Regions from separate parts of the Mus musculus genome. Here all the other regions are linked to region 2. The links are chromatin loops, found by intact Hi-C in ENCODE. Cell type or tissue: left cerebral cortex. All regions are shown on one strand. Each heading gives the region's core, and the rest is flanking DNA. Links, peaks and the distances in the headings are about the cores only.

Evidence for each region. Hi-C counts contacts between places; a loop is a spot of excess contacts. Peaks named below come from ENCODE experiments on the same cell type or tissue, not always from the same donor. Only the 100,000 strongest peaks of a DNase experiment are listed, where the experiment ranks them.
Region 1: a loop joins it to region 2, with 5 times the contacts of the local background. A loop is called at or near these places in 23 of 42 quality-filtered maps.
Region 3: a loop joins it to region 2, with 8 times the contacts of the local background. A loop is called at or near these places in 25 of 42 quality-filtered maps.
Region 4: a loop joins it to region 2, with 2.5 times the contacts of the local background. A loop is called at or near these places in 13 of 42 quality-filtered maps.
Region 5: a loop joins it to region 2, with 2.2 times the contacts of the local background. A loop is called at or near these places in 13 of 42 quality-filtered maps.
Region 6: a loop joins it to region 2, with 3 times the contacts of the local background. A loop is called at or near these places in 18 of 42 quality-filtered maps.

What each region holds. Positions count from the first base shown.
Region 1 is chr3:98,310,880-98,316,119 of GRCm38, reverse strand. Phgdh (3-phosphoglycerate dehydrogenase) reads left to right here. Exons shown (of 12, transcript NM_016966.3): 10 at 925-1,055; 11 at 1,715-1,952; 12 at 2,663-2,949. The coding sequence ends at 2,817. Among named protein-coding and RNA genes, the nearest start is that of Phgdh, 26 kb to the left of the region's middle. In left cerebral cortex, for the core only: CTCF peaks have their summits at 2,998 (motif pointing right) and 4,045 (motif pointing right); DNase peaks (open chromatin) are centred at 772 and 3,014.
Region 2 is chr3:97,926,109-97,931,348 of GRCm38, reverse strand. Gm5544 (predicted gene 5544) reads right to left here and starts at 1,176. Exons shown (of 2, transcript NM_001033779.2): 1 at 999-1,176. In left cerebral cortex, for the core only: a CTCF peak has its summit at 2,228 (motif pointing left); a DNase peak (open chromatin) is centred at 2,230.
Region 3 is chr3:98,221,502-98,226,741 of GRCm38, reverse strand. Reg4 (regenerating islet-derived family, member 4) reads right to left here and starts at 4,586. Exons shown (of 6, transcript NM_026328.2): 1 at 4,540-4,586; 2 at 1,902-2,085. The coding sequence starts at 1,968. In left cerebral cortex, for the core only: a CTCF peak has its summit at 2,315 (motif pointing right); DNase peaks (open chromatin) are centred at 1,950, 2,316 and 2,809.
Region 4 is chr3:98,103,083-98,108,322 of GRCm38, reverse strand. Notch2 (notch 2) reads right to left here. Exons shown (of 34, transcript NM_010928.2): 11 at 3,741-3,974; 12 at 1,166-1,276. Among named protein-coding and RNA genes, the nearest start is that of Adam30, 55 kb to the left of the region's middle. In left cerebral cortex, for the core only: no CTCF peak of the experiment used is centred there; DNase peaks (open chromatin) are centred at 1,518 and 2,984; H3K27ac peaks cover 650 bases.
Region 5 is chr3:98,113,078-98,118,317 of GRCm38, reverse strand. It overlaps Notch2 (notch 2), which reads right to left. Exons shown (of 34, transcript NM_010928.2): 14 at 5,163-5,240; 15 at 2,973-3,086; 16 at 1,498-1,617; 17 at 973-1,125. Among named protein-coding and RNA genes, the nearest start is that of Adam30, 45 kb to the left of the region's middle. In left cerebral cortex, for the core only: no CTCF peak of the experiment used is centred there; a DNase peak (open chromatin) is centred at 3,221.
Region 6 is chr3:98,010,608-98,015,847 of GRCm38, reverse strand. It overlaps Notch2 (notch 2), which reads right to left and starts at 2,310. Exons shown (of 34, transcript NM_010928.2): 1 at 2,077-2,310. The coding sequence starts at 2,149. In left cerebral cortex, for the core only: no CTCF peak of the experiment used is centred there; DNase peaks (open chromatin) are centred at 1,717, 1,990 and 2,412; H3K4me3 peaks cover 1,717 bases; H3K27ac peaks cover 841 bases.

The DNA.
Region 1 (5,240 bases), core at 570-4,569, 380 kb before region 2:
ACCAGGGAGTTTCTCTTTTCTTTCTTTTTTTAAAAAAAGATTTATTTATTTATTTATTTATTTATTTATTTATTTATTATATGTAAATACACTCCAGACGAGGGTGTCAGATCTTGCTAGGGATGGTTGTAAACCATCATGTGGTTGCTGGGATTTGAACTCAGGACCTCTGGAAGAGCAGTCAGTGCTCCTAACCACTGAACCCTGTCACCAGCCCAACCAGATAGTTTCATGTTAAAAGACATTGGGATCTGTAGAGAGATTTTAAATTATGCAACAAAATTGTTTGGGTCTGATTATGAACCTGTAGTTGCATGCAACTCTGCTTTCTTCTTGGTAGTGGGTCCACCATTCTGCAGATGGAGTCCGGTGGTCCCTTCTTCCTGTACAAGGCTGTCTTACCCTGTCACCTATTTGGCACCTGACTCTTGGGGAGAAAATGTGAAGTTGGGCAGGACAGTTAAATCCCAAACACTGGAATTACCAGGGACAGGCACAGCCAGGGGTACCATGTCCACTGGCCTGAGTACCCAGACCCTGAAGAAGCATGCCAGGGGGCTGAGGGCATGCAGTTACTTCAGTGTTTGCAAGGGTCTCGAGTTCCAGCCACTGGTGGCATCACAAGTTTTCAAGTATCTTCTGGGAAGACAGGCAGGCCATGGAGGCCTGCCATGAGTTGGACTGCATTTTGGAGGGGAGTGCCTCCAATTGGTTAAAGCTTCTTAGGTTTCTGGCCTTGGAACCAGATCTGTCCCAGCTGGCTTTCAGCACTTGGAAGCAGTCGCAGTGCCCAGTGCAGGGTGCAGTTGGGGTTCCCAGGCCAACAAGGGCCTTGTAGCTGAGGGTTAAGTGCCTGTGGCTCCCTTCCCCCTCCTGTGGTACCCAGTAAACAATGATCTTCAGGGCAACCTTCTGTGTCCCCAGGAACATCTCTGAAGAATGCTGGGACCTGCCTGAGCCCTGCAGTCATTGTCGGCCTTCTGAGAGAAGCATCTAAGCAGGCAGACGTGAACTTGGTGAACGCTAAGCTACTGGTGAAAGAGGCTGGCCTCAATGTGCGCCCCGTCGTTACTCTGAGCACTGCTCTGCCATCCCTTTTTTTTTTTTTTTTTTTTTTAAATTTGTTTCTTTGAGACATTCTCACAGAACCCAGGTTGTCCTTGAACTCCTGATCCTCCTGCTATTAACTCCCCAGTGCCAGGATTATAGGCACATGCCCCTGAGCCTCGCTTCACCCCTCATCTTAGAAGCCTGTTCACAGTTTCACTTGGGCTTGCTTCTTGCCATTCACCCTGTCTACTGATGAGAGCTAGTCTTAATTACTTCATCTGTAAAGGGAAAAAGCATATGTCTGAGCATTTCGAAGTGAGCTCATACTCACAAAAATACTGTATGTATAGTGCAAAAATGCTCTGAAGCAGGCAGGGGTGGGGGGGTCCTTCCTCCCTTTATGGGGCATATTGACTGTCCCAATAAGCTAATGTCTGGGGGCATAATGCTCATGCCATTTGTCCCTAGCCCCAAATCACCGAACTAGTGAGCCAGGACTGAACTGGTGGGCCAGGCTAGATCTCTCTCTCTCTTTCTCTCTCTCTCTCTCTCTCTCTCTCTCTCTCACACACACACACACACACACACACAGAGAGAGAGAGAGAGAGAAAGAGAGAGAGATACACATGGGTAATTAGGCTGTGTCTCTGTCTTCTCTCTACAGGTCACCACCTCCCACAACCCTGGGGTTCCAGGGGAGCAGGGTAGCGGGGAATGCCTCCTGACTGTGGCCCTGGCAGGTGCTCCCTACCAAGCCGTGGGCTTGGTCCAGGGCACCACACCAATGCTGCAGATGCTCAACGGAGCTGTCTTCAGACCAGAGGTGCCACTACGCAGGGGCCAACCCCTGCTCGTATTCCGGGCTCAGCCCTCCGACCCTGGGATGCTGCCCACTATGATTGGTGAGAAGGCTTTTTGTCAGGGAGGCTGGCCAGGCTTCTGAAGTAGAGATGGGGGGGGGGGGGGGGAATCCCTAGAATTGGGCCCTGGCCCTGGAGAGATGCTTCCTCTGGGCCTTTTTCTGCCTCAGGCATGTCTATATGTCCCTCACAGAGGGTTCCTGAACTGTTTCTACAGCGGGGAAGTGGCTTATCTGAGATCACAGCGGTATGGGCAGAGTGCCTGCTACTATCCCCGGCCATGGCACAAGTTTGCCATGTACACACACAGTCTGTGTCCCAGGAGTCCTTTATGGACTGCCTTTCTATAGATCCTAGTGGCCAGCTTAGCCACAGCAAAGTGTGTCAGAGTACCTCTTCTGTGGTGTGGCCCCAGTCTCCCCTGAGACCTGGGCTGCCGAAGGTTCTGGGTCTTGGCAGAGGGTGTGTCCCCAGACTTTGGGAGGTAGGGGGAGTCATCTTATCCCACTTGTCAGCTGCCCAGAGGGAGGTTCTCTGCTTCTCCTGCTGTCCTCCCTCCACCTCACCTGATGCTCAGGCAGTGCTGAGAGAGTCCCGTAGCAGAAGAAATTCACCTGTCCTGCCATTTAAGCTCCCTCCCCCTCCTTCCCTCTCCATCCCCCATGCATCGTTGGCCATGGAAGCCTGCTCTGGGCCCTGCCCTCTCACCCCTTCCCTCAACCTAACCAGGGCTTTCCTTTCCTTCCTCCCAGGCCTCCTGGCAGAGGCGGGTGTACAGCTGCTGTCCTACCAAACCTCCATGGTGTCTGACGGAGAGCCCTGGCACGTCATGGGCCTGTCCTCCCTGCTGCCCAGCCTGGAAACATGGAAGCAGCATGTATTGGAGGCTTTCCAGTTCTGCTTCTGACCCTGGGGTTCAGCACTCTCAGCCCCACAGGCTCTTCTGAAGAAACCCGCTCAACTGTGACCTATAGGGAGAGGGGATCGCAGAACCAGGGCATCTGCCTGAACTAATACCTAGTAAAGAATTCTTAACTCCACATGGTGTCTGTGTGATCATTATCCAGAAAGGCCAGCAGAGGGCGCCCACAGGCCGCCTCTCTAGGTTTTGGCAGCTGACCAGCAGGGTATATAGAGGAAGGTTAGGGTCTTCTGGATGTGGCTAAACACACAGGTCATATGCTGCAGCGGTGTAGAGATTCCGGGTCTGGGGAGGAGGAAGTAGTTTGAAGGTCATGTGGGAGAGTATGGGGGCATTTCTTTGCAGTAGTGGCCCTTGGCCAATCACAACCTCCCACAAACTGAAAAGGCAGAATTCACGACCACCACCCCCTCCCCCATTGGAAGATCTCAAACCTGAGGTATCACTCATTCTAAGGAATGCCCTCCAGTTAGCTGCACTTGATCTAGAGCTAGTTTTATAACTGAATAATGACTTGCTTTTGAAGAATTCAAAGTGGCTACCTCCTGCACCTGCTGAGGTCCAGCCTCAGCATGAGGAGAGTCCTGAGAAAGCTGGGAATGGGGACGGTGCTGATTCAATAATGACTCCGAGTCAGTATTAGATGCAAGCTGCTGGTTCAGGTACTCTCTCTGTTCCCTGACGATTCTCAGTACTCTTTATTCTTCAACTTCAGCTTAATTGTAATACCCAGAGAGAGACTGAAGACAGCCTTTTATTTACTAAGGCTACATCCTCAAGGCTTTGGTCACTGTTAATAATTATCAAGAATTCTTAGATTTACATCAACTCTGAGTCTGGATCAATAGTCCCAGCCCCCATTTCCTTAGAGCAGAACTGAGCACAAAGCAAGCACACATTTCCTTATAGGTTTACACAGCCTGTTCTTCACAGGTAGCTGGGCAGAGCTCTTCCAAGTTTCATTACAGCAGACAGTAGTCTTTAGTAACTGCTTCCATGTAAGAATAGAAAAGTGACAAACTACTAAAATTAAAATGATTCCTTACAAAGTTTTGAATTTATGTAAGTAGAAAAATTAAACAGTGCTCTCTAATATCCTTCCAGGCATTGTCATCTCCAATTCTTCAATCAGCTAGAAAAACAACACTAACTTTTTATATGCTTCCACATCATCTCTTAATTCTCTAATCTTCATTTCCTTTTATAAAAAGATTTATGACACCAGAAGAGGGCATCGGACCCCATTACAAATGGTTGTGAGCCACTATGTGGTTTCTGGGAATTGAACTCAGGACCTCTGGAAGAGCGGTCAGTGCTCTTAACCACTGAGCCATCTCTCCAGGCCCCTAGTCTCCATTTCCTTATCCTAGCAATTCCATAGCCTCATGTACTCTCCTTCTAACACTATTTATTCCTAAATTATGTATAAATTCCTACTTTTTCTATCCATACCCTTTTTTTCCTGATTTCACTCTAACTCTCTATCCTTGAAGTCTCCAAGTTCATCCTGGCTAATCAATGCAGCAGTCATTGAACTGGAGAGTACGTGTTCTTCTTCATGATTCCAAATTCAAGGCCAAGTCTGGCAATGAACCACTTCTACAAAGGACCATATAGGCTTTTATGGCCTCTGTGGTTATATTGTCTAGATCCTTTCCCATGGCCCTAAAGGCCAAGTGGAGGGCCTGTTCCTCGCCCTCCATAACCTCATGACCATCTCCATTCCTCATTACTGAGTACTGCATCTATTTCATTTACTATGCCATGATTAGCTCTGAGTAATGGGGGGAAGTCTATTCTTCAGAGAGAAAGACTGAAAGTGAGTAGTAAAGACAGAAGATCAACTTTGGGCAACAGCAACCATCAGCACATGTTGGAGGGCATGGGATTAATGGCCTGGTGATGCTCCAGGGTCAGGAATTGTGTCACACCTTCCCTTACACAGCTATGCCAGACCCAGCACCAGCAGTCTTGTGGGCATGGCTAAAGACTATAAAGATTCTCCTAGGGGATCTTCTAGGGAAGAAGTCATTTGAGCAGAGGATGTTGGTGTCTGGGGAATCACTTTGGGTTGACTTTATGAAGTGAAGAAAGGTGTTTGCCCCCAATCAGTGCCATTTCTGATATTCTACCTTGTGACATCCAATCCCTGAAACTTGTAGAGTGGAGTTTCACTCTCAAGTATATCGGCAGTGAGTCGGGGTAAATGTTGGAATGGCATTATAGAACTGGCCTTAAATGCTAACTCCTGGACAGTCAGTTTGAATGAAGAGTATCCCAGAGTAGCCAAAGGAAAACCTCCTCAGGCCTTATATAAAGGCTGATGAGGAAAAGAGCAAGAGACGTGTGTGTGTGTGTGTGTGTGTGTGTGTGTGTGTGTGTCTGTGTGTGTCTGTGTGTGTCTGTGT
Region 2 (5,240 bases), core at 706-4,705:
GGGGGAGTGAGTTGGCTAATAAGGTTTCAGAATTCCCAAGTGGGGTTCTGTGTGGAAACTGAATATATAGATGTGGAATTCTGGGGAAGCTACTATTGATATATAGATCTCATAGTGCTATGGGAGGGCTAGACTTCCCTTGAAGATATGAAGTAAAACGGCTGGTACAGTACAGGATCTCTAGCAGCAACACTGCAGGAGCTTATAAGGGAAGAGAAACTTGCAAAGGATGCGGATGAGCCATGGCTAAGGTGGAAAACAACAAAAACAAAGCAAAGCAAAGCAAAGCAGTGCATGGAAATCAAAGGAAAACAGTGAGTGCGTCAAGGCAGATGTGGTCATCAGCATCCAACGCTGCCCAGAGGAAAGATAAAGGCTGATGTGTTCGCTGGATTTCACCATCCAGGTAAGGTGGTGTCCTCACCATTCCTAGGGAAAGCGCTCTGAATCTGCTGTGAGGCAATGCCATTACAGAAGACAAGCGCCATTAGAAACAGCGAAAAAACACAGCTCATTAGCTCATCCGACTCCCTTTCACACTAACCCCAACTGGGGTGGAGGGGGTGTGGGTGAAAGGTAGCTATGAATAAACAAAGCCTGAGGAGAGCCAAAGAGAGTTGAGGTTAGGGATCGGGCGACTTATTCCATGCCCAGGAGAACATCAGCCAGCCCAGGAGAACATCAGCCAGCCAGTGACGGCCTATATGCTCTCTGGTGCCAGCATGAGGATGTTGGTTAGATTACGCCAAGAATGGGATGCAATTCTCAAGAACAGGAAGAGGTTTATCCGAAATGGAAAGAAAATTCTGACCTGGGGGTGGAGTGGAAACCAGGGCAGTATTTTTCAGAAGAGCAAACCCAGAAATGAACAGACAAGGGCAGAAGGAATCAAAGAGCTGCCTGATAGCCTTCCTATCCTGTCTCAAAACAGCCAGCAGAAAAACATCGCGCTCAAAATCGGCTCTTATGGTACTTATTAGGAGAGGGAAATTACTCACCCCTCGGGTCCTCTTGACATATGACGCTTCTCCCTGAACGTTTTTTCCCCTCAAACAGAGAGCAACTATTCTGAGAATAGATGAGAAAATTTATCTATAAAACAGGAAAAAAGCAGCCCATAGGGCCCCAGTGAAGATCAAATGACAGCATTTCTGTGAAAGTCAATTTTACACTACTGAGAACAGTTCGAATGTCTGTTGCTTATGTTACTCAAGGCGACTGATAAAAACACAAGAATATTTTTAAGTTAATTTCTCTGTAGGACAGAGATACCATTACAGCACCAGTATGTGCATATATGACTGGGAATTATCCTTTGGACTCAGGAGGCATCAGGGCTGAGCACCTCAATGTCCTACAAAAATTTTTAAATTTAAAAACTCAACCAGGCATGGGGCAGATGCTTTTAAAGCCAGCAATCAGAAGGCAGAGGCAGCCAGCCTGGTCTACATAGGGAGCCAGCCTGGTCTACATAAGGAGGTCCAGGATGGCCAGTGTTACCAAGTGAGACCCTGTCTCAGAAAACCCCAAATGAAATTAAAAACAAGCAGAACTAAGTGTTAAGTTATATCTAAAAAACTTGGGTAGGGCGTGGTGTTAGAGTGCTTGCCCGGGATACACAGAACCCTGGACTGGATCTCCAACACTGTGAAAAAAAAGTGGAACTGGGGTGTGGGGTGGGGCAGTGGTGCTGGGGTGTGGGGGTGGTGGTGGTGAGAAGCTAGAGCAGTCAGCTGGCTTGCTCAAGCCCAAGGACCTGAGTCTGAACCCCAGGATACGCTCATGTCAAAGCTGACCACACAAGCTTCTAATCGCAAGGCTGGGGAGACAGGCAGGCCGGTTACTAGGGCTTAAAGCCTGGCCAGTAAGACTGACTAAAACTCAGCCATTTAATATTTTCTTCTCAAGACAGCATCTCTCTGTGTAGCTGTCCTAGAAATCACTCTGTTCACCAGGCTGTCCTAGAACTCAGAAAGTATGTGTGCTACCATGCCCAGGTTTTGTTGTTGTTTGTTTGCTTGTTTTTAGTGTTTTTCCACAAGCATCCCTGGTACCCTTGGGGGCCAAAATGTGTCAGAGCCCATGGATCTGGAGTTACAGTTGTGATCTGCCGCGTGCATGCTGAGAATCTAGTCTTCTAGAAGATCAGCCAATACTCTCAACTGTCACTGTTCTCTACCCTAGAGTGGTTTCTCTGTTGAGGAAGCAGCAGACTTTGGAGTTTTGCTGCCCTCTGCTGGGAATACTCATGGTCTTTGATGTGAACCAGAACATCTGAGCACTTGCGACCAGACCCTTTCCTTATGGTAAAAAGCCAAAGGAGTAGATCTGCGGTGACTTGATGTTCTGCTGTGATGTGCAGATTTCTGAGAGGGCAAATAAACTAAAAAGCGTCTAAAAAAAAAAAAGACTAAGAGAACAACTGAAGAGGTTGTCCAGAGTCCGGAGGAAATAGGCAAGAATGCTCAGGCTACACAGATCTTTTTATTAAGTACTAGGATCAAAGTCAGAACCAAGTGGAGATGAGGGGCTATATCACCAGTGCTCAGTATATCAAGACAGCGTCTCACCATGTAGCCCTAGGCTGGGTTAGAATTCCAAATCTTGCTTTTACCTGCAGTGCTAGGCATGGGTCTCTGTGTCATGCTACAGTGCTCTTCTTGAACATTTGTAATAGCCAAGGTGATTCATTGTGTACATACGAATTGCTTCAAGTTTGTAAAGCTCATCAGCCAGGACTGCCTTTTAATCCTCAAAGAGTCCATGAATGGGAAGAGATTGTAATTCCCATTCCCCCGTGTGGAAACTGAGGCGCGTGGTACTATATAACTCACCTAAGGCCCTACTGCTGGAATGCTGAGCTAGAGCTAGAAGTCATGCCTTTTGGCTCACAGTTCTGTCTTTTTGGTTTTTTCTACCAGTTCACCTGCTGCATTTGTTAGAAGCAACATCTCTGTTGCAATTTCATACAAATCTCTATCCCACTCCAGTAATGTTCATTTTACAAAACCGTTCCAGACAAATAGATATGCAGGTGTACAACTGATTCTACTCCAATGGCCTCACCTATACAACCATCAAGAAACAAACTTCTCAGCATGCGGATTCAACCATCATAGTCCTGTGATAAGCCACTCTTATCAGGGAAACATATTTACATTATATGATATATTGGCCAAGGCATTTATCACTGGAGTCACCTTTTCAGATAAATAAGAATGGTTATATGACTTGTTGACATTGAAGTTCATTAAAGCAGCTCTACAATGTGAAGTCCCTGAGTGTGATGGTTCCCTGGAAGTCCCCTGACAGATCTGCCGGTTGCCTGGGTCGTTTTCCTCCTAATCTGTCCCATTCCTTCTCTATTTACCTTTCAATTGTTTCTGCTCCAAAAAACCAATTTAGCTTGCTAACCCTCCTCCAAAGTGCTCACTATACATTCACATCACTGGTATTTTGTTCTGGTTTCTTTCATGTGCTTCTACTCTGCTCTGATTATTTTAGTACCTTTCATTCAAAATTATTTCCCCCAAACTGTGCATATAACTTTATAATTCAGTGTGCTGACCCTGCAAACATGCCGAGTATGTCCCATGAACTAGTCATGGGACTGAGTGCCTGAGAAACAGTTGGTTTCCCCTGTAGGGATCGCACAGGGCATACATTTAAGGACACAAAGAAGTACACACCAACAGGTACTGAGTTGCTGAGCTCCATATGCTATAAATGTGAGCACGTTGCTGTGGAGGATGAAACTATAGTTCCTCCTAGGCCTGCAGGAACGAGTATGAGAATGTGAGCATGCTACATTCTGGTGACACTGGAGATAAGAACTTTAGCAGACTTAAAGGGAAAGACCAGGCATGAAGGCACATGTCACCCCAGCACTTGGGAGGAGCAGGCAAGAGGACCAGGAGTCAAGGTCTTCATCAAGAACAGAGGTGGAGGCCTTACTATGAGGTGGGCTGTATGAAACCAACTCAGAAACAAACAAACAAACAAAACCAACAGGATACGAAGAGGTTACAGCAAAGGAATTTAGTGAGGCAAGACACTGGGTAAATGCTTGGCTGCAAGCACCTGTGGTGTGACTGAAACAAAGTAAGTGTTCACGGTGCAGGTGCAGGGAGAGGAGTCCAGGGAAGCATGGCCACCAGGGTATGAGCTGGAGTATGTAATCTTTTACTCTACAGGAAATGAGGCACCGTAGTTAATCCTTTCAGAAGACTCTTGGCATCACAGCACTACTGGGAGACGTAGCCCACTGCCAGGGCCTATGCTAACGTCATCAAATGCTTAAACCAAGGCAAAACGTTGGGAAAGGAAGACATGGACAGGAAATGGTTGAAAGTTATGAAGAGGTCTGGTTAACAGTTGAGTTGGAAGCTGGCAAGCAAACGGGGTGTCAGAAGCAGCTCATGATCAGACAGTGTAGGGCGGGTAAAGGAAGCTGGCTAGGCTATCTTCAAGACCAATGTGGTAAACGCTTTAGAAATACTTAAGTTACTTATGGAACCCTAAAAACAGCCAACAAGCAGCAAAGTGGGGGTGCAGAGTCTCCAAACTCAAGTTTGAAGAAAAGAGAATTTGAGAATTACCAGAATATATGCAATAGCTGAAGCTCTCACTACGGAAAACCAGAGACATTTGTGTCTTGAGTTCTTGTACTGCACACATTTTTTTTTTTCTCTAAAGGGCTTCCTTAAAGATGAGCTTATGGAAATGCTAAGTAAAAAAGAGAGAAAACATTATAAAAACCAATCAAAAATAAAACCAGGGCTAAAATTAGTAACCGTAAAATGTGAATTTCAAAGCTCTCACAGAAGCATCAACAGCATTCTATCAATAAAAACAGCATTGAGAAATGGAAAAGGAGGGAGAGAAACTGAGGATGGACAAAGGGCACAGGAAACTGAGCAGTTATTCCTATTCTCTGTTTCTCTGTCTCTGTCTCTCTTTCTTTTCACTTTGTTAACTTCCTAGTGAATCAGATACCAAAAAAAAAAAAAATACTGAATTAATGCTGAGACTGGACTTAAAAATAGAGCAAGTGGGCTGGAGAGATGGCTCAGTGGTTAAGAGCACTGACTACTCTTCTAGAGGTCCTGAGTTCAACTCCCAGCAACCACATGGTGGCTCACAACCATCTGTAATGGGATCCGATGCCCTCTTCTGGTGTGTCTGAAAACAGCAACAGTGTACCCACATACATTAAATAAATAAATATTTTAAAAAATGGA
Region 3 (5,240 bases), core at 761-4,760, 300 kb before region 2:
CAGTGGTTAGCACGCCGCCTAGCACAAAATAATTGCTAAATAAATGACAGCTGGTTAGAACTATAGCTTTCTTGTGTGATACTGGGGACTGGTCTGGTGCATGGTGGGAAAGTCCTGCCACAGAGCTGTAGATCTACAGGCTAGCCCTAGGCTTCTTTTCTTTTCCTTTTCCTTTCCTTTTCTTTTCTTTTCTCTTCTTTTCTCTTTTAAACCTGAAGCAGAGCCTGTTTAAGCTTCCAAGACTGGCCTTGAACTCTGTGTCGCCCAGGCAGGTCAGGGCTCTGAGGTCATGCTGCACTGTTCTCCTGAGTAGCCAAAATTCCAGACATGCAGAACCAGACTCAGCTAGAATTGTAGCTGTGAGAAACCAGCACCATTGTTATGATAACAAGGTGGAGTATTTCTGAAAAATATTAGCCAGTGCAGTTTTCATTGTGTCTAAATGTCTCTCTGTTTCTCTTCATTGAGCCCCACAGGCCAGGGCAAGGAGCCATTGCTCAGACAACAGAGCTATGATGTTGGCCATCAGCCTCCGTTGAAAGAAAAAAAATCAGTTTCTAAGCTCTCCACATCTACTTTAAATGCAAGATTAGACTTTTTTTTTCCACAAGCTTTTGTGCAAATATATATATATGGGATCTGTCCTAAGCACAGTTCTCATGAATGCAGCAATAAACAAAAAGGTTTTCTACAGCTGGGAGGAAGATCTGTCTGGAAAAGAGCCATGGAAGGACCCGTGCTATATGTTTTGGCTCTAGTCTCCTCCTGGGGAGAGACCCAAGGAGATTAGTGAAGTCCTGGGAAGAGGTTGGGAAGTCTTATCTCATTCTCCAGAAGATAGCCAGGGTCAGTGTCAAGCTCTTAAAGGAAGCCAGAGGTCAGGGCAGCCCCCAAGGAGCATACAGACACGGCTGTAAGGCAGCAGGGACTGGGGACAGTTTCCAGTGTTCTCTGCATTCTTGCAGGGTGCAGGGGCAGTGGCTGAATTCCCTGGGTCCTGAGAAATCAGACACAGAGAGCTGGTAGCTGAGACAAGTGTGGAGTCAGGGGCAGAGTATCATACAAGGCCACGTGGAGGGTAGGCCACGGCAAAAACACAGCCTTCAACCGATGCCCCAAAAGCTCCACCTCTCCCCACACTTCCTTGCATTCATTCATCCCCTTGGCAAAGTCCATTCGAGAACTTCTAGGCCTCAGCAGATCTTTTTAGTGGCCTCTTCCCTCGACAGAACTAATGCTCAAACAAGCAACTCTTGTTTCTCAGAGGTCCTGCCTCCTCCAACTCCCAGTGAGGTTGTGGGGTACTGTGGGAGATGACCAAGCTAGGAGCTGGGCATCAGTGTGACTTTTGTCATTCTCAGATTCAACGGAGCATTTATATCAGAGGACCCCACATTGCATCTCTTTCCATCCCGGATAGTCCGTGGTGGTTCTCCTCAACACACTCAAACCTTCTTCATCCTCCTTTCTCTGCTGCAGATTCCACAGTGTCCCTGGCACGCTCCCTGTCCTTGTGCTATGAGTGTACAATAGTCATCTCTCTAACTAGCTTTGCAGGTCCCTGGTAAACAGGACTTTGTAATATGCTCAAACACGAGAACAGTGCATAAATGGTTGGACATTGTGATTATAGCTATGAGCTACAGACAGCCTGAGGCCTGTTGGCTTCTTGAAACAGGCTCTCTATCGCTCACAACAAACTCAAAATCTTTATTCTGCAACCCTTGACTTAAGGGTGGCTTCCAACCGTCTCAGACTGGCTCTTCTCTGACGGCCACCTGATTTTGCATTCTCATCTTGATATGCTTTCCTGGAATGCCTGGGCAGGTGAGTGGATGGCATACTATGTGCACTGTGTACTTACTACCTGTGGCTGCCTTCCAATAACTGACTGAACTTACCGCTCAGGACTTCGGGGCCAGCTACCCAGCTCAGCAGTAAGAGTAGCCGCACGCCTTTGGAAGCCATCTTCCTCTTTCGATGGAGATGATACTTCAATGCTTTGATTTCAAGGCCCTCAGAGCCCGTTCCAGTTTTTTTCTTTTCTTTTCTTCTCTTTTTTCTGGATTCTCCTAGACCTGCAATCTGGAGCAGTGAGAAAGATGCTGGGATTTAGCTACCACGTCAAAATACTGTCAGGTAGATTAGCATTTTACAATGAAGATAATCTCAAGTTTAATGTAGGGATTGCAGACATTGTGGAATTTTATTTTTCCCTGCAAGCCCTCTGGACCAATGCCAGAGTCCTAAGGACAGGGGCAGAAGTGTTGAGCAGTTCCTGAACTACCCAGAGTTCCCGAGTTGTCTCCAGGACAGTCAGCAGAGGGCGACCTGGGCACGTTTTCTCACAGGGGATACTAGGCCTCCTCAAGTCCAGTAAATGAAAGAAAGGGATTCCAACACTGGGATTTTTTTTTTTTTTTTTTAATGTTGAAGGTAAACAGATGGCTCCAATACAGTTACAGATAAGAAAGCATTGGGTTTAGAGGGACTGGGAGTCATTAGCTCATGTCACCAGCTCTGACTCTTAAACCTTGGTTACATCACTTAAAACAAAGAAAAGGAAAAAAAAAAAGAATCTTTGCTGGTCTCCTCTTTCATTATCAAAAAACTTATAAGTCATTAAAACATCAACACAGACCAGGAGATAAGAAGTGATTCATCTCCCAGAGACAAGCAGTTTGGGCAAGAGCCTGCAGAGCCTAGAGTCACCCTGCCTGGTACCAAGCCGGCTACAAAGAACGTTCTTGCAGCCAGGCTCTTTGCCTGCTTTCTCTTCTGTTTGGTGTGAACCCACGTGTTCTGCTGCGTTTGCAGAGGAAGGCCGCTGTCTCCTGGCAGGCTTGCCTGCTCACTCCTTCGTGGGAACTCAAGACTGCTGCCCTCCTACTCCATGATGCTAAAGTTTGTCAGAAAGTGCTTTTTACTCAGTTTGGTATTTAAAAAGACATTTTTGCCCCTATTTAAAAGCTACCAACAAAATGGAGCATAAGTGATATAATTTTTATCTACTTGTAAATTATATAAATAAAAATGATACACTTTTTAACATTTCGTTTGTGATTTATCAGTTCATAGCTTCGTACATTTTTCTACATGTTGGATTTTTTCTTTTTGATGATTTGTGAGACTGCTTTTTGTATATTTATACCTCCTAGTGAAGTTACTAACAGTGTATCTCAGTTCATATTTTCTCTCATTTATGATTTTTTTTCCACTCTGAAGGGGGACAAACAACAGCTGTAGGGGTTCAACATGACACCCAAAAGCTCCACTTCTGTTTGCTTCCTCGAAGTAGTCCCTGCCCCTTTGCCAAGTGCTGAGCTCTGGGCCTCGCTGGATCTCTTCACAGAAGTCATGTTCAGGTTTTTAAAATGCCTTTGTCCTATGCATGCTCTCCTTTATAATCTTTGGAATTTCTATGAGAAACATTAACCACCACTGTGGTATTAGGTTAGTGTAGTCACCCACACACCCTTCCATTCTTAATTATGCTTTCCTACAATTCTAAGCAATAGTTGTTTTCAAAAAACAAAACAAACAAAAAATCTCCAAAAAACAAAACTATGATAAATGAAGAATTCATTGAGTTCTTATTTAACAATGCTTTATGATAAAAGAATAATAATAAAATATCAAATAATTGATGGCTTAGGAGGGCCGATGTAACTAAAATGGAGACTTCTGGAAACTCTAATCTGCAGCCCTGTGAGCACTTTGGTCTGACATTCACAGAGGGGGCACCCCTTCTTTTTCTTTGCTTTTTTATTGTTTTTTAAATTATCATATGAACCTTGACTTATTTATTTATTTATTTTTGCTGAGGAGTTCTTTCAAATGTACCCTGGGATTTCAAAGTCCTTTGAAATGCCAATGGCGCGGCTCAACTATAGGCCTGACTGACTGGAGGAAGGAGGTCCGCATTTCTTCCCTTACTCTGAATGAGTCTTAAACATCTGGTGAGGCCCTAACATCTCGTTTGACCTCCACAATCAGACTGCACTGACAAGTGTCAGTAACAGAACCGCTTTAGGGTCAAACAAACTGACATCCATTGAGAGAGATTCTTCTGTGACGGTCCCTAAGTTTCACAGCGACCAGTTTCACACCACCACGGAACCCACTACTGCTGGACGCCAAAGCCAACTAACTCTCTTTCAACAGAGCAGCAAGAAAACACAGAACCCAGGGCTAAGCAAAGGGCTCAGAAGGTAAAGGGGCTTGCTGTGCAAGCCGGATGACTTACCTGAGTTCCATCCCTGGGACCCACGTGAAGATGAGCTCACAGTGCTCACAGTGCACTGACTCCACAAAGCTCGCCACGCACGCACGCACGCATGCACGCAAGGGTGCATCCCCGCACATCCATTAATAATGATGATTTTGTAAAAATTAACAATTTAAATCAAACATTACTGTAACAAACTCCCCAGCAGGAGCGATGACGCTGTGATTTGTCGTTTCTGACCCACTGGGTAGCTAGCAGAGAATAACAGGCGTTCACAGAAAGCCCCCTGTCCCTGCTACGGCGAAGATTACCTGATTGGAAGCAACACTCCGAGAACCCTGCCTTCTTCAGCTTGAGTGGGCCTACGTTAGAGTCCTGCAGCTCTTATACCTTCTTGTCTCAAGATGTAATCTGTTGAAGTCATGAAGCAATAGTGTTTACCAATAATTAACCTTATCTATAGTTAAAAAAAAAAAAAGCTGTTCAGGTGATAACTTTAAAATGGACACACATTGAGCTTTGTTAAAGCAAGAGCAGGACCCCTCCCTGTGAGCAAACAAAATCTTCTTTCATGTCCACGTTATTAAAATCCACAGTATCCTGTAGTCGGCAAACTGCCGTTTGCTGTCCATCTCTTCCCTTAATGGAGCCTGGTTCTGCTCTTCCTCTCGTTTTTATCTCTTCGTGTTGTAGATGACCTAACGTCCTTCCCTCTCTGGAACGACGTTAGATTTCTATCCTTGCAGAAAAGACTTGACTTTGGGTCACACCTGATGACCAAACAGGACTCTTGTCCCCAAAGTGCTCATTCCCACCTCCCAGCCTGCACCAAGGTCCTTGGAACCCTTCCGGTTGTCTTTATCCTATGGAACTGAAGGTACAGAAGTCATGTTTTAACACAGGCAAATGTGTCCAAGTAGCTTACACTGATAGAATAGTTAACAGCAAATTCTTTCTTAGACCATCAAACAAGATGCTAACCAAAGCCCTGTGGGCAACCTAGGGCAGGCTT
Region 4 (5,240 bases), core at 542-4,541, 180 kb before region 2:
GAACAGTAGCATCTATCCCAACTAAGTGAGGTGAGACAGCATCTTTGGTTCCTAGCTCAGAATAAGCCGTTCATACAAATTGGGCATTTTCTTCCTGTTACACTTAACAGGTCTGTGTATTTAGTCAGCTCCCACGTATTTGAGAGAACAGTTTTCAGGATGCCCAAATTCATCGGGCTACCTCAGTGGGTCAGGGCATGAAACCTTCACCACACTGGCGTCTCAGTCACCAGGAAGAACTGAGATCCACCAAAGCCACAAAAGTTCCTGACATGTCATACCGCTGGCATAGAGGAACTGGGTACCTAGCACTCTCTTCACCTGGCTCTGACTGTCCTTAGGCTCTGCCAAAAGCTCTGAAGTGGGCTACACACCTGGGGAGCAGATGACCATAGGGCAGTTACTAAAGGGTAATATTATATATGTCTGCACATGTGTGGTAATGTCCAGAAAAAGCAGAACACACAGTGTATCCTAACAATGGGACTGTCACCGATATGAGGTATCAGTGAGGGCCCAGGCTTCCTCTGGAGCCTCTACGATAATTTTTCCAGAAACATAAATGACAAAGTTAATGTTAACAAGGAAAAGGAAGAAGAGAGAATGTGTGGATTATACTTCACCTATGGGCACATGTGCAAACTCTCTAGAGGTTCATACCTAAGGAAGAGTCACAATGCAGAATAATTCTAATCTACTTTCTTTTCATGGGCAAAAAGATCTTGCTCACTGTAGACAAACTATGTGGTGGTCTCCTCAAGTTATGCCCTCCCCAAACAGGCTCCCGGGAGAGGCGAGACCCCAGGGTGAGCAGCCAGTGTTTCCATGCACGTTTACCTTGGACACAGCCTTACAGAAGGCACTGGCCTCTGCCTGTGGGGAAGCAAAGGTGGCTTTGCAGGCATTAACCCAAGCACGGGGATGGAAAGTTACCATCTGCTAGGAAGTCTCAGGGAGCAAGACACGCGTGGCCTGAAACGCTAAAGGAAAGGCTGTGTTTCCACTTAGGAAGGTCTGGAACAGAAAGAGAAGTACAGAGCAGACTGCAAACCTTCCAGAGACGATGAGAAACAGGAAACAGGTGAAAAAGTGATTTTCACTGAGGGACCCCTTTCCCAGCTTGATGGGGCTAAAGGAGGCCCCCTCCAAAGACAAGGAGTGTTACCTGTGAATCCCGGAGAGCACACACAGCTGTAGCGATTGATGCCGTCCACACAGACTCCGTGCATACAAGGGTTGCTGGCACAGTCATCAAAATTAATTTCACAATTAAGGCCTGTAAAGAGACCCAGAGAAATGATTCTGTGTTACCACAGGAATGTCAGCACTTCCGCCTGTGGTGCTACTCAGTCAGAAGTCTGTAGGGGATCCAGGCCATCCGATCAGAACAAAGCGACGCATCGCCAAGTACAGTCCACAGAAGCCAGAACTGAGAAGCCAAGAGGACTGGATTACTCATACTTAGCCATGATTTGTCCCTTCTACTCTGTTGTCATGGAAACGGTACAAAGGCAATATAGGCAAAACTGTCAGCATCTCTGCCAGGATCCAGGCTGCAGGCCCCAACCAGATGGACACATATCTACATACCCACAGCCAAACAAACACATGCCCGCTTCATGGCTTTGGTGAGGACAATAAAATCTGTCACTGTGTAACTTGTTAACTCTCAGCCCTCAGGTTGAGAGAGCATCACAGCCAGGAGGAGCAGCCATGGCCTGAACCATGAACTGAAACAGCGGCAGCCTACCGTTCTAGAATCCCATTTTAACTAAAACAAAACAAACAAAACAAGAAAACATACTGCAATCATTAAAGTGCATCTAAGCAAGCTATGTGGGGTCCATAGACTGTTTTGTGGTATAAAAAGTGTAAAAGTAAAATCTCATGTAAGAATACAGATAAAGCTCCTAGACCAAATGTCACCATTTGAGTCACTCACCAACCGTCCTATCTGTAAGTGATCAGACATTTGTTAATAATTACCACCTCTATGCTAGCTCCAGAATGTCATGCAGCCCTCCTATGTCGCTGAGGCTAACCACAATGACCATTAATGAGAGACAAGCTTCCATATTCCTGTATGCAGGGGTGGGCCTTTTAGCCTCCGGCCCCCAGTCCATGAAGTCCTAGCATGCCAGTACAGCTCCAGACCCTGAGGTCCTGGTTCAGCTGAGCTGCCCACAAGCGTCTACACTGGCAGAGCAGCCCTCTGGGGCCTCAGGTCTGCAGCTCTCCTCTGACAAGGTCTGGGGTTCTACTGTTTCTTAGAGCCCGAGGAGACTTCTATGCTGTTGCTGAATTGGCTGCTTTTCTGTTTTCTCTTCCTTATGCTAGATCAAGCCATTTTAGGTGACTTGAAACTCAAGAGAACTAATTATTCCAAGAGTTTATCATTATAAAGGACAGATGAGAGAAGACCCTAACAGTGAGCGTGTCTCTCCCTTTGAGCACCCAGACAGTGGAAACCACAGGAACGGTGAGCAAGCTATGATGATTCCTTCCTTCCAAACATCAAACTACCAACAGAGACTGCATGATACCTGGATCGATCAGAAATCGTGACTCCGTGACAGTCTATCCACACTGTCCCCTAAATGGACTTTCCAGCCAGGCCGGCAGCACCTGCCAGCTCCTTTCTACTGAACACAGACCAGCAAGTCTGTATGTTGCCTGCAGCTCTTTGCTCTAACTCTTCAAACAGCTGCAGCAATGGGTCTGGCCTCTCTCTGCATGCTGCCTGCTGCAAACCATGAATATTAACTTCTTGCCTCTGTCCCTGAAGGAAAGTATACCTGATACACTCTGGCACAAGGATATAATCCCAGAGGAAAATAAGTTCTTGCCAACCCACCACTCGCCAGGTTTCCAGCGTGTTTGTTACAATGAGGGAGACAGCAAGCCTAACACAGCCCCTCCATTCTAAAGGCCCCTATTCAACTGCTTGTAAATCTCTCACTTTTCCTTCGTACTGCAATTTCTCATGTCTGGGGACCAGCCCGGAAGCAAATTGCTTTTGGAAGGTTTCACAAAGCCCTATTCAGTCCTTTGAGGGAGTTATCTAAATGTGGGGAGGGGACCCACATTCTCAGCTGTGAAGGCATGGGATGTTTTTCGTATGCTTGAGCAATTCAAAAAGGACTTTGTTTTCAAACTTGGCATGTGTGAGGCCCTGGATGAAGACCAGGACCTTTGACAAGTTTGAAGAAATGGATTTGAAGTAACACAATGAAATCAGGGCAGCTCCCCACTCCCCTGCCTCTGCCCCCTCCATAGGCCGACTTCCTTAAGTCCAGGATGAGCCCCTACAAATCACCCCGTGTATCCAGTAGGCCCTCTGCTCCGCAAGGCTCACACTGGTTAATCTTCCACTCAGACATTTCCCTTTGATCTCTCACAGTATCCCTCTGTCTCCAGCTAAAGCTGTGTCCAAGATCGTTCCTCTCACAGGTAAAATGGAATTCTGGGAAATCTGGGAAATGTAGCTGCCCAGTGAACTAGCTCCAGAACTCCTAATAGGACAGAGCAGGCCCTCGTCTAGCAAGCAGCCTCCCTCTAGGCTCAGGTGGCCTGTGAGGAGCCTGAGGCATTTGACTTCGAAACTACCAAGGTCTTACCTTTGCCTGAAATTCCTGAGGCCCCACCAGACACAGAGCAGGAAGAAAGCTGTCACTTTTAGCTGACAATGCCAAAGAGCAGGCCCTGGATGGAGGGACTGAGAGAAGGAGGGACTGTCCTACCTGATGTGCCTGGTTGGCAGTTGCACTGGTAACCATTCACCAGGTCAATGCAGCGCCCATCGTTCAAGCAAGGGCTGCTGTAGCATTCATCAATCTGGTCACTACAGATGGCTCCCATGTACCCAGGGTTGCAGATGCAGGTGTAGGAGTCGATCCCATCCTGGCACTGGCCATGGTGGCAAGGATCTGGGTCACAGTTGTCGATGTTCTCATCACACAATATGCCAGTGAAACCTGCAGAAAGAATTTTAGTGAGGAGCCTTTGAAACCAGGGAGCACGCTGAGTCTACACCCAAAGGCGGCCTGCCCAGCCGCCCTGCATGCCCCACGTCTGGAGCAATCTTCACAGGTGGCTTTGAGCAGTGGCCTTGCCTGTCTGATTTATAATTCGAGCTTGGGGACCCCGTGCTCACAGATTCTTGGAGGAGTCTGCAGAACGGATATGCCCCTGTGCCTGAGCCTGGGGTCTGCTGCTCTCTTCTCAGTGTGCTTGCTTCCTGGCCTGCAGGGAAGGAAGGCACTCCACACTTCCTCCTTGCATGCTGCCTCTGAGCAGCTCTCCTCCCAGCACACAGGCACTGACTATGACTTCACATATTCCGTCTTACAGATCTGAGTCTGGAGAACAGAGTCTCAGAGCCCGTCCAAGAGTGTTATGCTACTAATTTCTAAATAGGTATTCATTAAATAAAATGAATGATCCACTTGTGACTCTCTGAAAGACAATGAGAGAAGTAAGCATCCCACAACTGAGGTGTAACTTGATCCATGTCCCACCTCTTCCTAAAAAGGGTCCAAGGAGGTCTTTCCTCCCTTTTATTGTTTAAACTTATTTTTTAAATTATTATTTTTCAAATGGGTGGTGTGGGTGTGTACATGTTGAAGTCAGGGGACAACTTTTGGGAGTAGGTTCCCTCCTTGCTCCCCGAGGTCTGGGAGTCGAATTCATGTTTTTAGGGGTGTGCGGCAGGTGTTAGTACCCACTGAGCACCTCAGCACCCTCCTGTCCCTTAAACATGAGATCTAGGACTTAAACCTCACTGCTGTGAAGTCACGCTCCACAGAAGCAGGCTAGAAACGTCTGGAGCATCTCCAACAGGAGGCAACGTTCCTACGAGGAAAAGGCAGCTCAGCAGAGTCCACACCTACAACAGACATCAGCTCTGCACCACTATGGGAACAGAGTGTGCTTTCCTGAGACCTGAGAGAAATCAGAGGCACAAGGCCTACATGCTAAAAACCTGTTTCTAACTTATGCTCTGACATTACTCATGACTTTGAGAGTCTGCCTGCCTATATGTATGCATGCGAACTCTGTGTGTGTGTGTGTGTGTGTGTGTGTGTGTGTGTGTGATGCCCACAGAGGCCACAAGAGGGTGTCAGATTCCCTGAGACTGGAGTTACAGATGGTTGGAACCTGCTATGTGGGTGCTGAGAACCAAGCCCAGGTCCTCTGCGTGAGCAGCAAATGCTCTTGCTCCAGCCCTCTCTCCCTATAGC
Region 5 (5,240 bases), core at 823-4,822, 190 kb before region 2:
GATGACGATGATAAAGAGTCCATTTCTTGCTGTTTGGGAGGAGTATACACCCATTATGCACAATATCTTTAAGAAGGAAGAGAAGGCAAACTCCTATCATAACATTTTTATCTATAATGCCTAAAAACTGGAAAAGCAAACAAGTAACAATAGCACAGGTCAAAATAATCCAAAAGTCTAAAATGCAAAGCTCTCCAAAGTCTGAAACCCTATGAGGGTCAGCACCATGTCACAAGAACAACTAAAATTCATTGCACAGTCAGCATTCAGATGCATTGAAAGAATTGCATCAAGTTACCTTCGGCCTACTCATGCACGGTACATATGAAAGCATGAACACACCTCATGCTCCCACTTGGGTCACATCCCTAAGATGTGAATACTCTAAAACCAAAAGGCCTGGAACGGGTGAGTGTCCTTCAGGGCTGAGCATGCTCAATGTGCACAACCAGAGTGGAGACCACTCAGCAATAAGACGGAAGACCCTAGTGGTGATATGGACATGAACCAGCCTGAAATATTACTGACAAGAGCATGCCTATATAGATGCATCTATATAAAGTATTAATTTATCTATGGTGGCAGAGGCTGGTCTGTGCTGGCGTGAGACAAGGAAGTAGAACAGGTAAAGCTACGAAGCGACTTTTAGAGGAACATTCATGATGGTTGATGGTTTTCTCTATCATTTTGCCAAAATTGGATGAATTCTACCAGGTATTAAAATACTTGTAGCTTTTGTCTGTTTACTGCCTTTCAAAAATCTATGTTCTCACAAAGCTACCACAGCACTGTCCGTAGTTTGTCAGCATTTAAGATGCTGTAGAGAGATGCTCAAGACAGATTCTACTATTTTGATTTCTAAAGACAGTAGCTTCAGAAGGAAGACTTAAAGATCCTGGAGTGTGGGACATCGATGTCAGTGTAGGGAACGTGGCCCTCTCTCTCTGGGACCCTGAGGGCAGGTGTACTCACTGGCAAGGCAATCATTGATGTCCTCTTCACAGTCCATCCCACTGAAGCCGGGAGGACACTCACACACGTAGCTGCCCTGAGTGTTGTGGCAGACACCATTGTTCATACACGGCTTGGAGATACACTCATCAACGTCAACTGTACATCGTTTACCTATGAAGACAGGAGAATGAACAGCCAGTCCTTGGAAGAAAATTCCCATAGAAATCAAGGCAGGGTGTAAGCTTAGGTGGGTGTGAGTTTCAGTCCACTGTGAGCTTAGGGTGTTTTGGTGCAGGAGGCCACCTGATTGGTCCGATGCAGGAGGTCCTTCGGAAACTCCTCCCAACTGCTACTCACAGCTTGAAACACTTGGGTTGGAGGGTCTCAGCTACTTGAGGACTATAAAGATGGAATCTGAGAAGGTGTTATGAGCCCTTCCAGCTAGTCGCTCCCTACAGAGATTACAGGTGTCAGCATGGTCTCCCATGTCATCTGAGGGCCGATGGCTTTGTTTAAAGTGCAGGATGCATCCAGCATCATTACCTTGCCAGCCAGGAGCACACAAGCAGCTGAAGCTCTCAAAATTGGGTGCCTCTTTACAAACAGCAGCATTCTCACACGGGTTTGGGGAACAGGGAGCCAACACTGTTTGACAGTTCTTGCCTGGAAAACAAATGACAGTCTGTGATAAAGAATCAACCGAGGAAAAGATGGCGTCCCAAGACTGCAAACACAGGTGTGCTCAGAATCCCAGGCTACAGCAGCAACTGAGAGGTTCTAGCTTGGTGGTGCCATGACCCTTTAGTACAGTTAGTTCCTCATGCTGAGGTGACCCCAACCATAAAATTATTTCCATTGCTACTTTGTAACTGTGATTTTGCTACTGTTATGAGTCCTAATGTAAATATCTGATGTGCAGGGTATCTGATATGCACATAACCACACCTGCTCCTTCCAATATTGGCCCACTGCAGCTAATCTGGTGACCGTGGGCAGCTCATTTATCTCCCTGAGACTTCCCTAGCCTGTCCTCAGGGAGGATTTCTGCGGACTAAGTGGGAAGCACACTCTAAGTCCTGTCTAGCACCTAGTGAACTCAGTCTCTCTGCTGGCTGCTTCCTCCCCTGCTATCACTGGGGCCGGCTCTATACCTGCATCTCTGTTGCCAGGCAATCTCTACTGCTATCACCAGGTGCTAACAGCTGCCTGCTAGTGGGTGCTTCCTGCCTTAGAATACTGAATTCACACTTAGAGAAAAATTAAAATTAAAAATGATTCCACTAAAAAAAGGATCAAGGTATGTTTTAAAACACATTAGTTTTTGAGAAGGTGAATTGCAGACTCAATGCTCCAGTTCTTAGGATTGGTGGCAAATGCTTTTACTTACTGAGGAAGTTTACAGGATATTGAGTTGTTTCTAAAGTCAAGTGACAACAAAGTCAACTTTAACAGTCATCTTAAAACTTTGTATATAGAAAGAAAAACACATTACCATGAATTTTCTCAATAATTTTATGTTACAATGTCAAAAGGATAGATGCCTCTGGACCAAGTAGGCATCTGGTTCTAAATATCATACATAAATTTAAAACCCCAAAGAGTAAAACACAGGGCTGGGGGTGGAGGTCAGTCACAGAGCCCTTGAGGATGACCCACAATAGCATGGCTATGTCATCTAAAAGTTCACCCCAACATGGGTGGTGACTCAGGAGAGCTGCGCCCCTGAAGCTCACTGAACAACTTACAGGAGAGGAGGAAGGGGCAACTGCTGAGAGAAGAATAAGTAAAAAAATGAAAACAACAACAACAAAACAATACTAAGGAGATGCAAGGCCCTGGGATCAACCCCCAGCACCAGAAAAACCAACAAACAAAACCCCAAACACTAAAAAGCATAAAGGAAGGAAGCCTTGGAGACCACGAGTGACACCAAACTGAGTCCTCAGAGTATCGTCACTTACCCAAGTCACAGGGCACACCCCCCCCCCCCCAGCCATGCTGGCACCTGCAGTACCCACCTGTGTAAGGCAACATGCAGTGGCAAGTGTAGCCACTGACGTCATCAAAGCAGGTTCCTTGGTTCAGACACGGGTTGGAGGCACACTCATCTATATTCACCTGGCAGTTGTAGCCTGGAGGAGGAGGAGGAGGAGAAACACATACACACTCAAACTGTCAGCCTCAGTTACTCACCAGCTCTCCTGGTGGTTGTGAAAATTAGAAGTCACAGACTGACACTCATTTCTTTGGGTCATGGGAGCACCTGCTCATTCATTTTAGTTTGACGGTTGGCCAAAACTGTGAGGGAGGGCCTGACTCAGGCCTAACGCTCCTCCTTATGGAACTGGATTCTGCATAATGAACTGAGCACTCGCTATGCTGAAAAGCATGCTGCTCTACCTAAACATGCACCCTTTAAGAGAAGTCTCTGGTTCGTCAGAAAAAGGGCAAACTCATGAAGAAAAGCCCTGAAGTGCCTGCCCACTCTTCCACCGGTATAGTCTCTGCTATCAGTGAGCTAGGTTCCAAAGCCTTAAAAATAGTTCTCCTATTTCAAGGCAGAAAATTTATTCCCACTAAAAGATCAAAAAGAAAAAGAACAGAGTGGGACTAAGGCAAGACCAGAATCCACCTGTCTTTGCACCTCCAATGTGACCCAACAAGGACCATAAAGATGGCAAAGCCAGAGCACTGTTAGCAGAAGGGAGCAGGGAGATGGCGGGCTCAGAGGGGCTCATAGCTCACTGAACAAACGGGGTTTGATTGTATATTCTCATTTCCCATGAGATAAATGGTAAGTTACAGTGAGATTTTAAAAAATGGAGGGGAGGGGAGGGGGAGGGGAGGGGGAGAAGAGGGGAGGGGCAGGGGAGTAGAGAGGAGAGGAGAGGAAAGAAAAGAAAAGAGCTTTTGAATCTACAAGTTTCCTAGAAAATGTAATAACATTAGTATCTGATGTAGAGACTTTCTAAGTCTGTCTGGTGTCGTCTTGGGAAAAAAAATCTCCTTTCTCTGACATACTTAGCATGTGTCCTGGACAGTTATGTTACTGTGATACACACTAAAGCCATCTGACAGATGGAACCTCAATAAATAAATGTGGGCAAGCCTACAGAGCACTTCTTAATTAGTGATTGATGACAGAGGGCCCAGTCATTATAGGTGGTGCCATCCCTGGGCTGGTGGTCCTGGGGTCTCTAAAAAGGCCGAAGAAAGGCCGAGGAAGCCATGGGAGGCAAGGCAGGACTCTCCATGGCCTCTGCATCAGTTCCTGCCCCTGGGTTCCTGCCCTGTTTGAGTTCCGGTCCTGACTTCGTTCAATGATGAACAGTGATGTGGAAGTGTAAGCTAAATAAACCCTTTCCTCCCCAGCTTGCTTTTGGTCATGGTGTTTTATCTGTTTAGGATTTTTTAGGGGTAGGACAGAGTGAGGATTCTTACAAATAAATAACAAGCTACTTGAAGGATGTCATTGTGTCTCTCTCCAGTTATCCTCCTGCACACAACTGAGGGTGACTTAATGCAATCTGTTAGAGTAATACTGTACAAGAAATAGAGCGTCACGACCTTGCACTTCATGCTGATATTCAAAAAGTTCCCGATTTTGGAAGACTCCATGTTTGGAGTTAGGGATACTCAACCTGCAATCAAAATGAGTAGTTCTAAAAGATGCCAAAGTGTCAAACAGCCCAACTCGGGGAAAACTGACTGTAAAATATTGTTGAGACATGTTCCTCTACTATGTATTTTCCCAAAAGAGCACAGGAAACTGAGTGTCCAGAATAGCTCATGTGTGAGGATTTGCTGGAAAGGTCCTGAGCATAGCACAGGGCTCGATCCAGTAAGTACAACACTCTCATCTCACTTCTGAGAAGCTTATTATAGAATCAAGCCTTGGCCAGGAAGCTTACAATTACACAAACACTGGAACTTAGGTTGTCAGGCAGCACGCACTTTTACCCACACGCCCCTAAGTCGAGTCTTAACTGTTTAAGTATTATTGTCCCAACAATTTACCTCTCTGCTAAGCTGAAAGTAGAAAGATATCTACTCTTGTTTTTATTCCCCACATATCTCAGACATACTAACTGCTCAGCATGGTACTGTATTAGTAAACTACAACAAAAAGAAATGGAAACCAAGATGTGGAGGGGTGTACCACAAGGGAAGACAAACAGCGGGTATAACAAGCCGAGACTTCACTTCACCTTTGAACCCCTTCTTGCAGGTACACCTGTAGCCATTCACCAGGTTATTGCACGTTCCTCCATTCTGGCATGGGTTAG
Region 6 (5,240 bases), core at 482-4,481, 85 kb before region 2:
TAAGGGGTGGTCCAGAGAATTGTTCAGAAGCTCACACAGATGGGTTGACAGCTCCTTGCCTTAGGAACCAGTGATGTTCAAATTAACAACTGGCCACGAGCCAAACACGGGAACACTCAAAACTTAGGGAGGGAGAGTTATAATTGGTACCTTGGCAAATACACCATAATAGATTAGGAAGCTTCCCTGCTAGACCCTGGGAAGATTTAAGATTTGCAACAACAACTAGCTCTTTAATCTCTTTCATGAGAATAGTTTAGCATCTAAAGAACACCTGTCCAAAACCCAAAATGCCTACATTTGAGCTGGACTGACACTCAGTGTGACGCCCCAACCGATATCGGTGACAGCGAGGGCCTGCATTAGCAGAAGTGGGGGCATCAGTTCAGCGCACTGGGGTTCAACATGGGAGAAAGCCCGTGTGCCAGCCTCATCCCATCTCTGTTGCCAGCGTTAGCACTTGTGAGTCACTTTACGTACTAGTCCCCGAAGTACTCAAGAGAAAAATAGTTAGGCTTTGAATCCTATTCCATATGGGAAAAGACACAGGTCATGAAGACTAAAGTTACTTTACTATGTAAAACAAGTCGTGGGGGACCAAGCACTTTCATCCTCAGAAAAAAAACCACACTAATCATACAGCTCTTTACACTAAGTCTACACTGAGGGCTAACAGCTTCACTCAAAGAAAAGGGGCAAGGCAAGAATGCCATCGTTGAGTTTTGAGGAAAACTTTCGGGAACCATTCAATCCTGAATTCAATCCTGGTCCACTTCTGAAAACCTACAGACCCAGCAATGTATGACATTCTAATTTTCCAGAAAGTATCTGGTTGATGCTGGACAGCCCAGCACTGTTTGCAGGTGATAAATAATCGAGTCTTCCTCAAAGCATCTGCGATTGGCATGTCAGCTGCCTGTTACAATGAACAAAGACCATACTTTTCTGAAACTCATCCCTTCTCTGAGGAAATGTACTAGAGTTTTTCTGGTAAAAGTTAATTGTTCTTGAGTAAAGGGGGACCCTACCAGTTCAACAAACCAGTACAAGACATAGCCCCACTGGAAGCACAGACTTCAAACCAGTACAAGACATAGCCCCACTGGAAGCACAGACTTCAAACCAGTACAAGACATAGCCCCACTGGAAGCACAGACTTCGAACCAGTACAAGACATAGCCCCACTGGAAGCACAGACTTCAAACCAGTACAAGACATAGCCCCATTGGAAGCACAGACCAAACCGCTGCTCCTGCCCTGAAACAACTTTTCTGAACATCTTTTAAGTGCTACGGGTTTAATATACATTCTTTTAATTAATCCTATTAGCTGGGTAATTTCATCCCCATTTTATTGGTGAGTTAATACAGAAGATTTGAATCCAGGATTACAGAGCTGGACTCCAAAGCCGAAGTTCTTTCCATACAACATTCCAAAGAAATGTAAAATCTAAAGATGTGGGTGGAGTGGGTAAAATATGATCCGATTTCCTTTCCTGGCTCCCACCAAGTTAGCGAGGGGGCACGGAATATCCCACCATAACAAGCCTTTCTAAGCAAGCACTTCGGATCAAGCAACGTCTCCACTTTTCCTCGCCTGCCCCTGCCCCACCCCCAACGGTGCCAAAAGAGCAGCAAGCTGCTGCCAGGTTGGAGGAGTTGGGGATCGTCACACCACATTCCTGGGGCTGGACGCACACTGGAACCGCAGCAGAGCTCCGCGCCTCGGAAAGAATAACAGCAGTTGAGATTTTCAATCATGTGGCTCAGCACGCTGCCACACCAGTTCCCCCACTGCTGCCTCCACCTATCCAAGACCTAAGCCCCACGCCCAACTCCTCCTCCGGACAAACCGACCGATCCGGGTGTCAAAAGCTGGGAACGCCGCAAGCCCCCGCCGCCCTCCCGACCACACTCGCACCTCGGCCCGCGAGCTGCTCGCCCGAGACCCCGCTAACGCGGAACCCGGGACGCTACGCGTTGCCAAGACTCGAGGCCCGGACGAGGCAGTTTGGAAGACGCAGTCCCCGTAGCGCAGAGACAGAGAGGGATGGTCTCCCGGGCGCCCGGTACTCACCGTGCGCGGGGCCCGCGCCGCACAGCCAGAGCCACAGCAGCGCCCGCAGCGCGGCGGGACGCAGAGCGGGCATCTTCGGGGCCGCAGCCAGAGCAGATCCGCATGGGGAGCGGGTCCCGACCAGGAGCCCGGCTCTCGCGTGCTCTACCCTGCCCCCGCGGCTCGCTGAGTCCTGGAGCTCCCGCTGCGCCGCCCCTGCACTCCGCGCAGCCAGGCCGCCGCCCGAAGTTTGGCTGAAAGTTTCTGGCTGCGCCGCGCGGCTGGGCGGCCCGCGTGTCCTTCCGCCTCGGCCTCCTCCCACCGCGAGGCTCCGCCCCCGTCGCCGCCGCGCGCCCAGGGGTTTCCCGCAGAAAGAAGCGCCGGTCCTCTGCGCGCGGAGGGATCTGAGTGAGCAGCACCCCGTACTCCGCCCGCTCGACCGCCGAGCCCGCCCATGAGCTCGGAAAGGGGGGCGGCTGAAGCGCCCAACATCAAACACTAGGGTTTACCCGGGTCCTGAACTTGTAGAGAGAGGCAGACCTCATGCCCCACACACCCACCCACACACTTCTTGGCTGGTTAGAGGAATGAGGGAGAGCAAAAACGAGACTGTCAACGGAAGGCAGAGGGCAAAGGCGCCAAAGTACTCTTAAGAGGACATTCCTTAAGATGCTCTGGGCATTTCGTTCATTCATCCGTCCATCCACCCACCCATCCTTGGTTCTTTTAGTGAACTTCGTGTAGCAAGGTGCTTGGGACACTGGAATCGTCCGCTCTAGGGTCTAGAAGAATTTAGGGGAGGCTTTCAAGAGACAGCAGGAGCTTGAAACTCTAGTCAAAGGTGTAGAAAATAGAAAGAAGAACCAGGAATACTCTTTATAACCTATTAATAGCTGCGAGTGAAGAGTAACCTAAATGCCCCACCCTTAGGGACTAGATGAATAATGCATAATTATAAGTGCAATACAATTGAAAATACCATCTTCATATACGTCAGCCGTAAAACCAAAATGATGATGAAAACACGAATCGCAGAGCGAGACTCTAAGAATGCCATTTACATATAAATGTTTCCAAACAACACTGAACATTGTATGGACGTTTGTGTGCATAGTTTTTAAAAGATAAAGCTATTACACTAACAATTTCCAAAGTGGGAGAGTGGAGGGTGTGATCTGTCTTAGGAATAAATGCATTTGTAGAACGAAATTGGCAACTACGAGGAATTGCATAAGTAACACAGGACTGTTTGTATTTCTGTCTTGACTACACGGGGAAGTCTTTATGGCCCAGGATCATGGCCTTCATCACTAGTGCCTATCAATTAGTAGATGGTGACCTAGAATGCAGAATACCGTTCAGCAAGTGCAAATGGGTGTGAACATTAAAACTGCAGTTTAATAAGCACTATAGAGTCTGAGGAAATGGATCAGCGGGAAAGAGTGCTTGCTGTGCAAGCACGGGGACCTGAGTTCAAATCTCCAACACTCACAGTGAAAGCCAGGTTTGACTATGCACATGCCTCAAACAGCTGTAGGGAGTAGAGTTAAATGAATCTCTGGGGCTAATTAGCAGGTAGCCCAGTTCCAGGTTCAGTAAGAGATCCCCCCCCCCCCAACCAGGGAATAAGTTAGAGAGTAATAGAACAGGATATCTGATGTCCTCTGACCTCCACACACATGAATATATACATACACATATACAGCATATATCATACATATATACCATATATCACACACATACAGCATATGTCACACACATATACCTTATACCAAACACAAATAATAATATACCACATACACATATACATTACCTTGGGAAAGAGAAGCTAGTACTTACTGCAAACGGTCACATTGGGACCCTAGAAGCTCTTTTCAAAAAGTAGCATAATTGAGGACTAGAGAGATAGCTCAGTGGTTGCTGTTCTTGTAGAGAACCTGGGTTCAATCCCCAGCACCCACATCCCACATGGTGCTTCACGTCTATCCGCAACTCCAGTTCCAAGGGATCCACTTCCCTCTCCTGGGCTCCACAGGCACCAGGCATGCACATGATGGACAGAGATACACGCAGGCAAAGCTCCCATACACATAAAATAAAACCAAATTTAAATTTAAAAATAGTATAGTTAGTGAAAATCACTAGGCAATTTCTGCTTGTGCCATGTGTTTAAAGAAGAGTAATAACATTAACTTTCATTTGTTCACCCATGGTGTTACCAGTCTAATCTCTACTCACGTAAGAGGGTAAATCGTGAGTTGCCGATACAAACTTTAAATTGACCTACAAAGATCAGATTTCTCACAACCAACATGCATACAAAAGAGAGTAAAGGTGCTCACCCCTGAGGCACAGCTCCAGAAGTGGCTGTAGCTGTGTTCCTCAGGGTGACAGCTTTAAAGACAATAACCTTCAGGGCTGGGGAAACAGTCCAGTGGGTTTAACCCGAGCTTGCTCTCCCCTACCATAACAGGCAGAGGGGTGGGGAAAATGGTTTAGCAGTTAAAAGCTAAGTCTGCTCTTCCAGAGAACCAGAGTTTGGTTCCCAGCACCCATGTCAAGTGGCCCGTGACCTCGTATAACTCCAGTTCCAGGAGATCTAATAGTTCTGGCTTCACAGGCACCCACATATATGTGCACAATGCCCACCATACACAGAGACAGACAGACAGACACACACATACAAAATCTTGACCAAGAAAAAAAAAAAAAGCCAAAGCCAAGTATTAAGGAGGCAGAGACTAGCTGGCCCTTGGAGCTTGTTGGCAACCAATCTAACATAATTGATGAACTCTAGACCAATGAGAGACCTTGTCTCAAAAGAGATGGCAGTCCAGATAATAATACCCAACTTTAACTTCTGGCTTCTATACACATGCACATATATGTATGCATACCCGCAGATACATCTGTGTGTGTGTGTGTGTGTGTGTATGTACACGTGTGCATGTTCCTGTGTACATTAAAGAATAGAAAGTATTACATGATGTGAAACTTCTGTTGAATTGTTGGAGTGTTAAACTCACTGTGTGTGTGTTCTAGTAAGCACTAGATAAATAATGCAGAAATATTATAAATAAAAGAAAGAATAAGAAGGTGCTCATAAAAAGCGTTATAATCCAGTCAAGAGTGTTACAGGTTCAGCCTGGAATTCGTCAGGGAATGTAAAGTGAATTACATATTCT